2 separate regions of the Homo sapiens genome follow, and region 1 is linked to region 2. The links are chromatin contacts, found by Hi-C or POLR2A ChIA-PET in ENCODE. All regions are on one chromosome and are shown on one strand. The core of a region is the stretch at or near the end of the contact, and the rest is flanking DNA. Distances in the headings are between cores, read along the strand shown. Region 1 holds the start of RAPSN (receptor associated protein of the synapse). Region 2 overlaps MADD (MAP kinase activating death domain).

Region 1 (4,890 bases), core at 1-2,500, 120 kb after region 2:
CATAGCGCAGGGCCTTCTCGAAGCTCTCCAGGGCCTTCTGGAAGACGCTGAGGCCCAGGAAGGCATTGCCCATGCTCAGGCTGACCTGGCCTCCGAGCTGGGCACCTGCCCTGGTACCAGGCAGCCCAAGGCAGGTCTTGCAGTAGGAGATGGTCTTGTGAAACTCGCACAGCTTCTCGTTGCTGCGTGCCAGGTTCAGGTAGCTCTCCAGGAGGAAGTCGGCATCCTCCAGCTCCCGGGCCGTGTCGATCTGGACCACAGCGAACTGCACACAGCGACGGTGGGCAGGTGGTGCTCAGCCTGGACTCTGAGCCTTGGACCCCAGCCTGCACTGCAGGCTCAGACCTGGAGGCCCCACACCCACCCCCCAGCCTCACACCCAAAGCAGCAGATCCCAAAGCTTCTTTTCAGACCCAGAGCTTCTACCCGCCAGCCTCAGCTACCTTCCCTACACCCCAGCCTCACCTCCCAAGCTCAGGCTTGCAGCCTTCACCTTCTATCCCAAGCCTCAGATCTGGAGTCTCCACCACCCACCCACCCCCAGCCGCAACCCTGGAGCCCACACCCCGCCAGGCTCAGACACAGAACACCAGACAGGAAGGCTGAAACCTACAATGGGCTTGAGACCCACAAACCCTCGACCCTGAGGCTGGAGAACCTCAGTCTCAGAGACTCGGGCACCACAGTTCAAGGCCACAGGCCTGAATCTGATGCCAAGACTCAGTATCTAAGACCCAGGGCCTTAGATATAAATTCAGAGCCTCGGGCCCTGGCTGCCAGCCTGTGGGACACAGGGGAGCCCGAGGAGGCCGAGAGGGGACTGGGGAGCCTGGGAGACATCCGGCCCCAGCCTGACCCTCGAACGCCCCCAGGCCGGGTACACCCACCTTCAGCATCTCCTTGTAGCGGCCCATCTCCGAGTGGGCTGTGACCAGGCAGCCCAGCACGCGGAAGCGCCCCATGAGGTCCGAGCTCTTCTCCAGCACCTTTGTCCACACCTGCAATGCCTTCTCTGTCTGGTTGGACTGGTACAGCTGGAGCCCCTTCTCGATCTGCTGCTTGGTCTGGTCCTGCCCCATCCTCCCCAAGCCCTGTGTCCCACGTGGGGTGATCCCTGGTGGCTCCGTGCCTCTAGGCACTCATGGGGCAGGAATCACAGTGCCAGCTGCCCCCCGAAACGTGGGAACAAAAGCAGCGTCGGGTGGGAGCCGGAATGGGGCCTGGATGGAGAGCAGGCGCCACCCTGGGAACAAAGCTGGTTCAGCCCGTCTGCAGCTGTCGCTGCCAGTTGGGGCCACATGGCCTCTGAGGAATGTCAGCAGCAAGGTCACGTGGGCCTCTGCTGCACCCACCCGCGAGCTGGGACGTGGCTTCCCTGAGCATACAGGCACCTTGCCACCTGGGCACCCCCTTGGGCGTCCCTTAGGCACCTCTGACACTGACCCTGACCGCCCTGGCAGCACGGGCCCTCCCAGCAGCCTTGCCAAGGGGCCAGCTCCAGCAAGTGGGCAGGCCTTGGGCTAGAGGTGCTCGGGGGAAGGAGAGCGAGGCTGGACCTGCAGGTCCGGGGAAGCCAGGTGAGCGCCCAGCCCTGCTTCTTCCCCATCAAGACACCCCTGACCGCAGCATCCCCTGGCTCTGTTCCTGAAATTCACTGAGCACCGTGGGTCACTCATCCAGGCCCAGGCTGACACCATTCACCAACTCTCACCTTAGAGAGTCTGGGAAAGACCTCCAGCTGGTGAGAGGCCTGAGCTCTAGCCTGGCTTCCTTCGAACTCTCAGTGGGACCCTAGCCAAGTGACCTGGCACCGTGGACTGAAGAGAGGAATGGTACCTGGCTCACTGGACTGCTATGAGAACTCAATGACGAAAGAGTTGAGAAGGACTTAGGACAGTGCCCGGCACAGGAAACCCCGCATGTGCTGCAAGAGGCTATTTTGCTCCATGGCAAATCCCCACCCGGGCCAGAACCCAGCCCTTGAAGTTTCAATGTCTCACTTCCAATCCCAACCCCGGGCTGAAAGGGTCCTCATAATGAGATTTAACACCAGATACTGTGGAGAAGGGCAAGGTCTTATGTAGTATTGGGGCCCCCGCTAGCAGGCCAGCTCATCCAGCCCCCCTTTCTCCTCTCTCTGCATGCCAGCCTTCTTCCTGCCCCAGGGCAAAAGTTTATCCTTTCTGGCTGGGCAATTCAGTGGTTTTTAGTATATTCACAGAGATGCACATTAATTGCCACTAATTCCAGAACATTTTAACCACCCCAAAAAGGAGACGCACACCCATCAGCAGTTACACCACTCCATTCCCCACCTTGATATGACTGAATCATGTCCCCCCGCAACCAAACGCATATGTTTAAGTCCTAACACTCAGTATCTCATAAGGTGACTGTCTTTGGAGACAGGGTCTTTAAAGGGTGATTAAGGTAAAATGAAGTCACATTGTACCTCATCCAGTTAAGACTGGTATCCCCCCCCCCTTTTTTTTGAGACAGGGTCTCACTCTGTCACCTAGGCTGGAGTGCAGTGGTGCAGTCACAGCTCACTGCAACCTCTACCTCCTAGGCTCAAGTGACCCTCCCACCTCAGTCTCCTGGGTAGCTGAGACCACAGCTGTCTAGTTTTTGTAGAGATGGGTTTCACCATGTTGCCCAGGCTGGTCTTGAACTCCTGGAGGTGGAGGTTTCAGTGAGCCGTGATTGTGCCACTGCACTCCAGCCTGAGCACCAGAGCAAGACCTTGTCTCAAAAAATAAATAAACAATAAATTTTTATTTTTAAAAATTATTTTTGAGACGGAGTTTTGCTCTTGTTGCATAGGCTGGAGTGCAGTGGCACAATCTCAGCTCACTGAGACTTCTACCTCCCGGGTTCAAGCAATTCTCCTGCCTCAGCCTCCCAAGTAGCTGGGATGACAGGTGTATGCCACCACGCCTGGCTAAGTTTTTGTATTTAGTAGAGACGGGGTTTCACCATGTTGGTCAGGCTGGTCTTGAACTTCTGACCTCAGTTGATCCACCTGCCTCAGAGCCTCCCGAAGTATTGGGGTTATAGGCGTGAGCCACCATGCCTGACCACAATACTTTTTTTTTTTTTTGAGACACTTTCCCTCTGTCACCCAGGCTGGAGTGTGGTGGTGCCATCTTGGCTCACTGCAACCTTCACCTCCCAGGTTCAAGTGATTCTCCTGCCTCAGCCTCCTGAGTAGCTGGGATTACAGCTGCGCACCACCACACCTGGCTAATTTTTGTATTTTTAGTAGAGACGGGGTTTCACCATGTTGGTCAGGCTGGTCTGGAACTCCTGACTTCATGATCTGCCCACCTCTGCCTCCCAAAGTGTTGGGATTACAGGCGTGAGCCCCCGCACCTGGCCCACAATAAATGTTTAAAAAGGACACAGTCACACAGAAGAAGAGCACGTGAAGACACAGGGAGAAGATGGCTATCTACAAGCCCAGGAGCAAGGCCTTAGAATGAAACCAACTCTGCCAATTCCTTGATCTTGGACTTCTAGCGTCCAGAACTGTGAGAAAATAAATTTCTGTTATTTAAGCCACCTGGTGTCTATGGACCTGTCTATTGTGGACCCTTCACAGGAATGGAATCATACAATATGTGGTCATCTGTGACTGGCTTCTTTAACTTGGCATAATGTTTTCAAGATTCAACTATGTTTTCAACCGTATCAGAACTTCATTACTTATTGTGGTTGGTTAATACTCATTGTCTGGATATACATTTTGTTGATTCAGCAGTTAATAGGCATTTGGGTTGTTTCATTTTTGGCTACTATGAATAATGATGCTATAAAAATTCATGTACAAATTGGGCTGGGCACGGTGGCTCACGCCTGTAATCCCAGCACACTAGGAGGCTGAAGCAGGCAGATCACTTGAGCCCAGGAGTTGGAGACCAGCTTGGGAAACATAGCGAGACCCCATATCTACAAAAAATACAAAAAAAAAAAAAAATTAGCTGGGTGTGGTGGTGCACAGCTGTGGTCCCAGCTACTCGCGAGGCTGAGGCAGGAGAATCGCTTGAGCCTACAAGCTTGGACTGCAGTGAGCCGCAATCATGTCACTACACTCCAGCCTGGGTGACAGAGCGAGACCCTGTTTCAAAAAAATAAAAAATTCATGTACTAGGTTTTATGGGGACATGTTTTCATTTCTCTTAGGTATATGCTTGGAGCAGAAGTGTGAGTAATATGGCAACTGTTACATTCTGGTACCTGCCTACCTGTCTGCCCCAGGGCCTTTGCACCTCCTAATTCCTTCTCTGTTCACCACACCCACACTCTGCCTCGTAAGTCATAATTAGGATGAATCAGCATATTATCCTCTCATTGAATTACACTGCATTCTGATACAGGACTTATCTCTATAATTTTATTTTGAGACAGGGTCTCACTTTGTCGCCCAGGCTGGAGTGCAGTGGTACAATCTAGGCTCACTGAGGCCTCGACCTCCTGGGCTCAAGCCACCCTCCCACCTCAACCCTCGCAAGTAGCTGGCATTACAGGCAATGCCACCATGCCCAGCTAATTTTTATATTTTTAGTAGAGACGGGGTTTCACCATGTTGGCCAGGCTGGTTTTGAACTCCTGTGCTCAAGTGATCCGCTGGCCTGGGCATCCCAAAGTGCTGGGATTACAGGCGTGAGCCACCACGCCCAGCCTCTCTATAATTTTATATTAGTGAGGTTGTTTGCTGAATGTCTTTATTCTTCACTCAAATGAGGTCATATGGCTGGGCCCTAACCCAGGGCAGGACTTTGTCTCCTTCATTACTGACTGTATTCCCAGAGCAAGGCCCGGCACACTGTGGCCCCTCAATAAATGTCAAATATCGGTGAATGGGGAAGAAGCGGAGGAAAGACGGCTTCA
Region 2 (4,861 bases), core at 2,345-4,844:
GCCCAGTGCGCTAGCCAGCCTCCCTGGCGCCGCTCTGGTCTCCACCTGGCCTCTGTGCCAGACAAAGGGGCACCGGGCGTCGCAGGCAGACTCACTTGAGGGACAGAGGAGTCTAGCGGGACAGCTGTAGCCGGAAGCTGGGAGCCAGCGCTAGGGAGTGGTGTAGTGGGTTCTCACCCTGGGGCTTTGAGTTCCTGCTGTGTTTGTGCTTCATTCTTTTGTGCCCCTCATCGCTGCTATGAAAACCTTCGTTCTCCAGCAGGTAAAGTGACCTCGGCTCGTGCTGCCTCTCCCCAGGTCTCTGCCTTGGGCCCTGCCCTGGGTGGGTAGCTCCCATCGAACCAGCTCCTCACACTGCCAGCTCGTCTCTTCCTTTCTCCCCTACCCTCTTTCTTCCTACCTTGCCTCCCCCTTCTCACCGGCTCACTGGACTTTCCTCCCCGTGTGTTCCCTTCTCTCTTCTGTCAGAGAGATACTTGGGGGAATCTTCCAACTCGGGAGAATGGCCTGGGGCTTCTTGCTCTACCTTTGATGAGTTTATTCCCTGCTGACCCTGGGTTCCCCCAAATTCTACCTCCCAGGGTCAGAAGAAGGTACGGCCAATTCTCCTCCTGCCTTTTCTGGCCCCCAGGGAGATGCCAGGCCCCTCTGCTCCCAGTCTCAAGGGGCCATGATGGTGGCTGAGCCTGGGGGGCCTACTCCTTCCTCTGGCCAAGCAGAACCCCTGCATGGCTGGAGCGGGGGGACTCTCACTCTTGCCTTCTGGGCTGTGGACATGTGTGTATTTTGCCTGATGCTCCCTGTCACCTCCCTCCCTGGGTGCTGTACTCGCCTGTCTTCTGCTGGGTGTGTTGCTCCAGAGCCCTCAGACGCTCTCCCTCACACAGGCAGGTCTGGGCTTCTCCTGCCACTCAGGGAAGGACACTGCCACATCCTGTGGGTTTATATCATGTTACCTCTTCATCCAGCCTCAAGACCCTCTGTGTAGGGGGCTGGGAATAACGGGAACTGTGTTTAACATGACCCAATTTTCAGGCTGGTGACGAGTTCACGGGTGTCTCAGCAAAGTTGGACACAAGCTAGAGAGAGCTCTCTCCTCCCAGCCAAAACCTGGGAATTCCCCACTGCAGCTCCTCAGGGGCCCTGGACAGTAGCTGTGACCAGGCTGGTGAAAGGCCCGTCCCTCCCATCCAGGGCTTTCAAAGAAGTGGGTAGAATCACGGCCATCAAGTAAACGCCACTGCGGATGACAGAGGCCTAGCTGAGGAGGCTAGGGCCATGTCCTCCCAGCTGGCAGAGTCTGGACAGAGCCTCTGGTGGCCTCTGCCCTGTCATAGCCTAAGCTGCTGCAGCCACTGTGAGAGGCCACAGAGGGGAAGGGGACCCTGACGCCGGGCGCTGCCGCCTGGGGGAGCATGGCACGATTGCTCTTAGTGTTGAACTTTCTGTTTTGTCTCTTGCCCGTCCGGTTTTAGTTCCTGAAATTAAAGAAGTGGTGAGCCACAAGTACAAGACACCAATGGTGAGTGTGCCGCTCAACCCTGATGGGCCACGGTGCGCAGGGCTCCCTGGGGGACCTTCGGACAGGAGGAGGGGAGGGCCCTCTGAGCGCACAGGGGTGAGTGGGGACCTCGTTTTGTTGCCAAAGGTTCAACTCAGGCTGAAACAGGTCTTGAGCCCTGAGAGACAGACACACACACACGGATCCCCTCTCCCATGGGGACAGCTTCCTTGCTTGGAGCTCACGTTTAGCCCAGAGGCCCATGCCCAGTGTTAGGGCAGGAGTTGCCCATTGGCAGATCCTTCACATATGGAGATGGAGGAGTCTCAGTATCGTGATCCGCCTGGTTTTCTCTCCTCTAGGCCCACGAAATCTGCTACTCCGTATTATGTCTCTTCTCGTACGTGGCTGCAGTTCATAGCAGTGAGGAAGATCTCAGAACCCCGCCCCGGCCTGTCTCTAGCTGATGGAGAGGGGCTACGCAGCTGCCCCAGCCCAGGGCACGCCCCTGGCCCCTTGCTGTTCCCAAGTGCACGATGCTGCTGTGACTGAGGAGTGGATGATGCTCGTGTGTCCTCTGCAAGCCCCCTGCTGTGGCTTGGTTGGTTACCGGTTATGTGTCCCTCTGAGTGTGTCTTGAGCGTGTCCACCTTCTCCCTCTCCACTCCCAGAAGACCAAACTGCCTTCCCCTCAGGGCTCAAGAATGTGTACAGTCTGTGGGGCCGGTGTGAACCCACTATTTTGTGTCCTTGAGACATTTGTGTTGTGGTTCCTTGTCCTTGTCCCTGGCGTTATAACTGTCCACTGCAAGAGTCTGGCTCTCCCTTCTCTGTGACCCGGCATGACTGGGCGCCTGGAGCAGTTTCACTCTGTGAGGAGTGAGGGAACCCTGGGGCTCACCCTCTCAGAGGAAGGGCACAGAGAGGAAGGGAAGAATTGGGGGGCAGCCGGAGTGAGTGGCAGCCTCCCTGCTTCCTTCTGCATTCCCAAGCCGGCAGCTACTGCCCAGGGCCCGCAGTGTTGGCTGCTGCCTGCCACAGCCTCTGTGACTGCAGTGGAGCGGCGAATTCCCTGTGGCCTGCCATGCCTTCGGCATCAGAGGATGGAGTGGTCGAGGCTAGTGGAGTCCCAGGGACCGCTGGCTGCTCTGCCTGAGCATCAGGGAGGGGGCAGGAAAGACCAAGCTGGGTTTGCACATCTGTCTGCAGGCTGTCTCTCCAGGCACGGGGTGTCAGGAGGGAGAGACAGCCTGGGTATGGGCAAGAAATGACTGTAAATATTTCAGCCCCACATTATTTATAGAAAATGTACAGTTGTGTGAATGTGAAATAAATGTCCTCAACTCCCTTCAGGCTCCCTGGCTGCCTTGTGTTAAATGACACCTCCTCTTGGCTCAGGCCTGAGGAAAGCTATCCCTGGACTCTAAAAAGTCACCTCAGGCTGGAAGGAAGGAAGGAGATGAGGTCATCCATGTCCAAGCTTTGGCACACGGAGGCCCCAGCTCCCCTGTTCTGGGCTCCTAGAGCAAGGCTGCGGGAGGAGCTTTCCTTCCTGGGCACCTGAGGGCCCTGCAGAGAGCTGGGCTGCCATGAATGAACAGGCTGCTAGAGGGAGCAGCCAGACTGGGCGTCCTCACCTGAACTGAGATTAAGTGAAAGAAAGCCAAGGCCCTGGCCCTCTCCGTTCCCTTACAGGTGGGTATGGTCGAGAGAGGTGTGGTGATTCAGCCAGGGCCTCCCACAGGGCCCCGGACTCCTGGCCAGGAGTGTCTTCCACTGCATAGAACTCCCAGAAGCTCCCCTAGGAGCTGCCTTCATGGAATTCTGTCCTGGAAAAACCTGGCTGCACTCTCAGGGAATTTGAGACCTGCTGGCTTCCCGCGCCCAAAAGGAAACAGATGCTCGGATTTAGGCTCCCCATGGGGGAAGTGAGAGCAGAGTGGGGCCCTGGCCCTGACACCTTTCTGGTGCCCAGCGTCCTGGACTGGATTGGGTTGCTGTCTCCCACCGGGGATATGGGTCTGAACCCGCTGCTGGCTTATTGCTGGCTGGGACTCCAAAGCCACCTAGTGCAGCTCCACCCCAGCACAATCACAACACTGAGATTCTGCCTCACCCCACCTCCAGGCGGTTGTGACCACGGCCCCTGGCACAAGGATCACGCTGAGCACCTGGGACCAGTTAAATGCACTTTCCGCTGTCACAGCTCAGTTTCATCATCTGAAGAGTGAATGCTGTAGGGGAAGACAGGTTCCTTCTAGCGTTAATGTTTTATGAACTCAGAAACCACTCTGGGCCTGGTTTAATCATCGGGAAAACAAAACAAAAAACAGTATCTGCTCTCACTTTGCTGTGAAGATCAATGTCCCTGGGCTTTTTTCTTTTTTTTTTTTTGAGACATGGTCTCACTCCATCACCCAGGCTGAAGTGCAGTGGCATGATCTCGGCCCACCTCAAACTCTACCTCCTGGGTTCAGGTGATTCTCCTGCCTCAGCCTTCCAAATAGCTGGGATTATAGGCGCGCCACCTTGCCCAGCTAATTTTTGTATTTTTAGTAGAGACGGGGTTTCACCATGTTGGCCAGGCTGGTCTTGATCTCCTGACCTCAGGTGATCGGCCCGCCTCCGCCTCCCAAAGTGCTGGGATAACAGGCATGAGCCACCGCACCTGGCCATCCCCTGTGCATTTTTATGAAAACAGGCACACCGAAATTGAGAAGAGTGAGTTCTCTGTGACTGCACTTATCTTTTATTGCCCAATAAACATTGGGAAGACATAGCAGGCCAGAAAGGCCTGTCCCCAGACATTGTTTCTTGAGGCCACCCTCCTTTTACCCCAAAGATCCAGGGGCTTCCTTCAGGAGCCCTGTGGACCAGTCTGTGCAACACCCACTCAGGACTGCCCGACAACTGCCCTGCTGATCCCCCATCGCAGCACAGGAGACACACTTGTCACACATACATCCAACAGTAGGGAGGGGTTTCCCCAACTTCCCTCCAGGCTCCTGGCACGGGGCTGGCATCCGGTTGTACCTGCAACACAGGTTATCTTACGAGTGAATGGAGGGCCCCTACAGCCTCCCATTTACTGATGGCTGCCCCAGGACCAAGGGCCAGGGCTCAGCCACTGACTTGTGCCCTGGGTGTCGGGTGGTACATACCTGGCCATCCCCAGGAGCCAGCCTGGTCACTGAGGCACTGCAGAAGAGGAGGCCATGTCACTGTGTCCTCCCAGCCTTCTGGAAGCTATTGCCCATCTGGGCGTGGCAGGGTCCGTGCCCTTGCAGCCAGGGCAGGTGCTTGGCCGAGGACAACGGAGCAAAGCCCAGGGTCCCCACTGCCGCCCGCTCTTCCCATCTC

Evidence for each region. A loop is a pair of places that touch in the nucleus more often than their neighbours do. ChIA-PET counts read pairs that join two places held with the same protein, here RNA polymerase II (POLR2A). Pooled maps may share reads with other maps.
Region 1: a map of CD4-positive, alpha-beta memory T cell shows a loop between it and region 2 (2.1-fold over the local background). The contact joins the promoter of RAPSN here to the enhancer-like site in region 2. A Hi-C loop is called at or near these places in 2 of 168 maps with a recorded cell type or tissue (CD4-positive, alpha-beta memory T cell and naive thymus-derived CD4-positive, alpha-beta T cell) and 6 of 50 pooled maps. POLR2A ChIA-PET finds 5 or more read pairs at or near these places in 3 of 52 experiments (activated CD8-positive, alpha-beta T cell, activated naive CD4-positive, alpha-beta T cell and common myeloid progenitor, CD34-positive).

Annotation. Positions count from the first base shown.
Region 1 is chr11:47,447,886-47,452,775 of GRCh38, forward strand. It overlaps RAPSN (receptor associated protein of the synapse), which reads right to left and starts at 1,251. Exons shown (of 8, transcript NM_005055.5): 1 at 888-1,251; 2 at 1-265. The coding sequence starts at 1,079.
Region 2 is chr11:47,327,183-47,332,043 of GRCh38, forward strand. MADD (MAP kinase activating death domain) reads left to right here. Exons shown (of 37, transcript NM_001376571.1): 36 at 1,476-1,522; 37 at 1,864-2,849. The coding sequence ends at 1,968. MYBPC3 (myosin binding protein C3) reads right to left here. Exons shown (of 35, transcript NM_000256.3): 34 at 4,663-4,699; 35 at 4,224-4,534. The coding sequence ends at 4,689. Among named protein-coding and RNA genes, the nearest start is that of MYBPC3, 23 kb to the right of the region's middle. Within about 2 kb of position 3,595, at least 8 of the 41 ENCODE cell types and tissues checked have a DNase peak (open chromatin) inside an H3K27ac peak, as active enhancers do.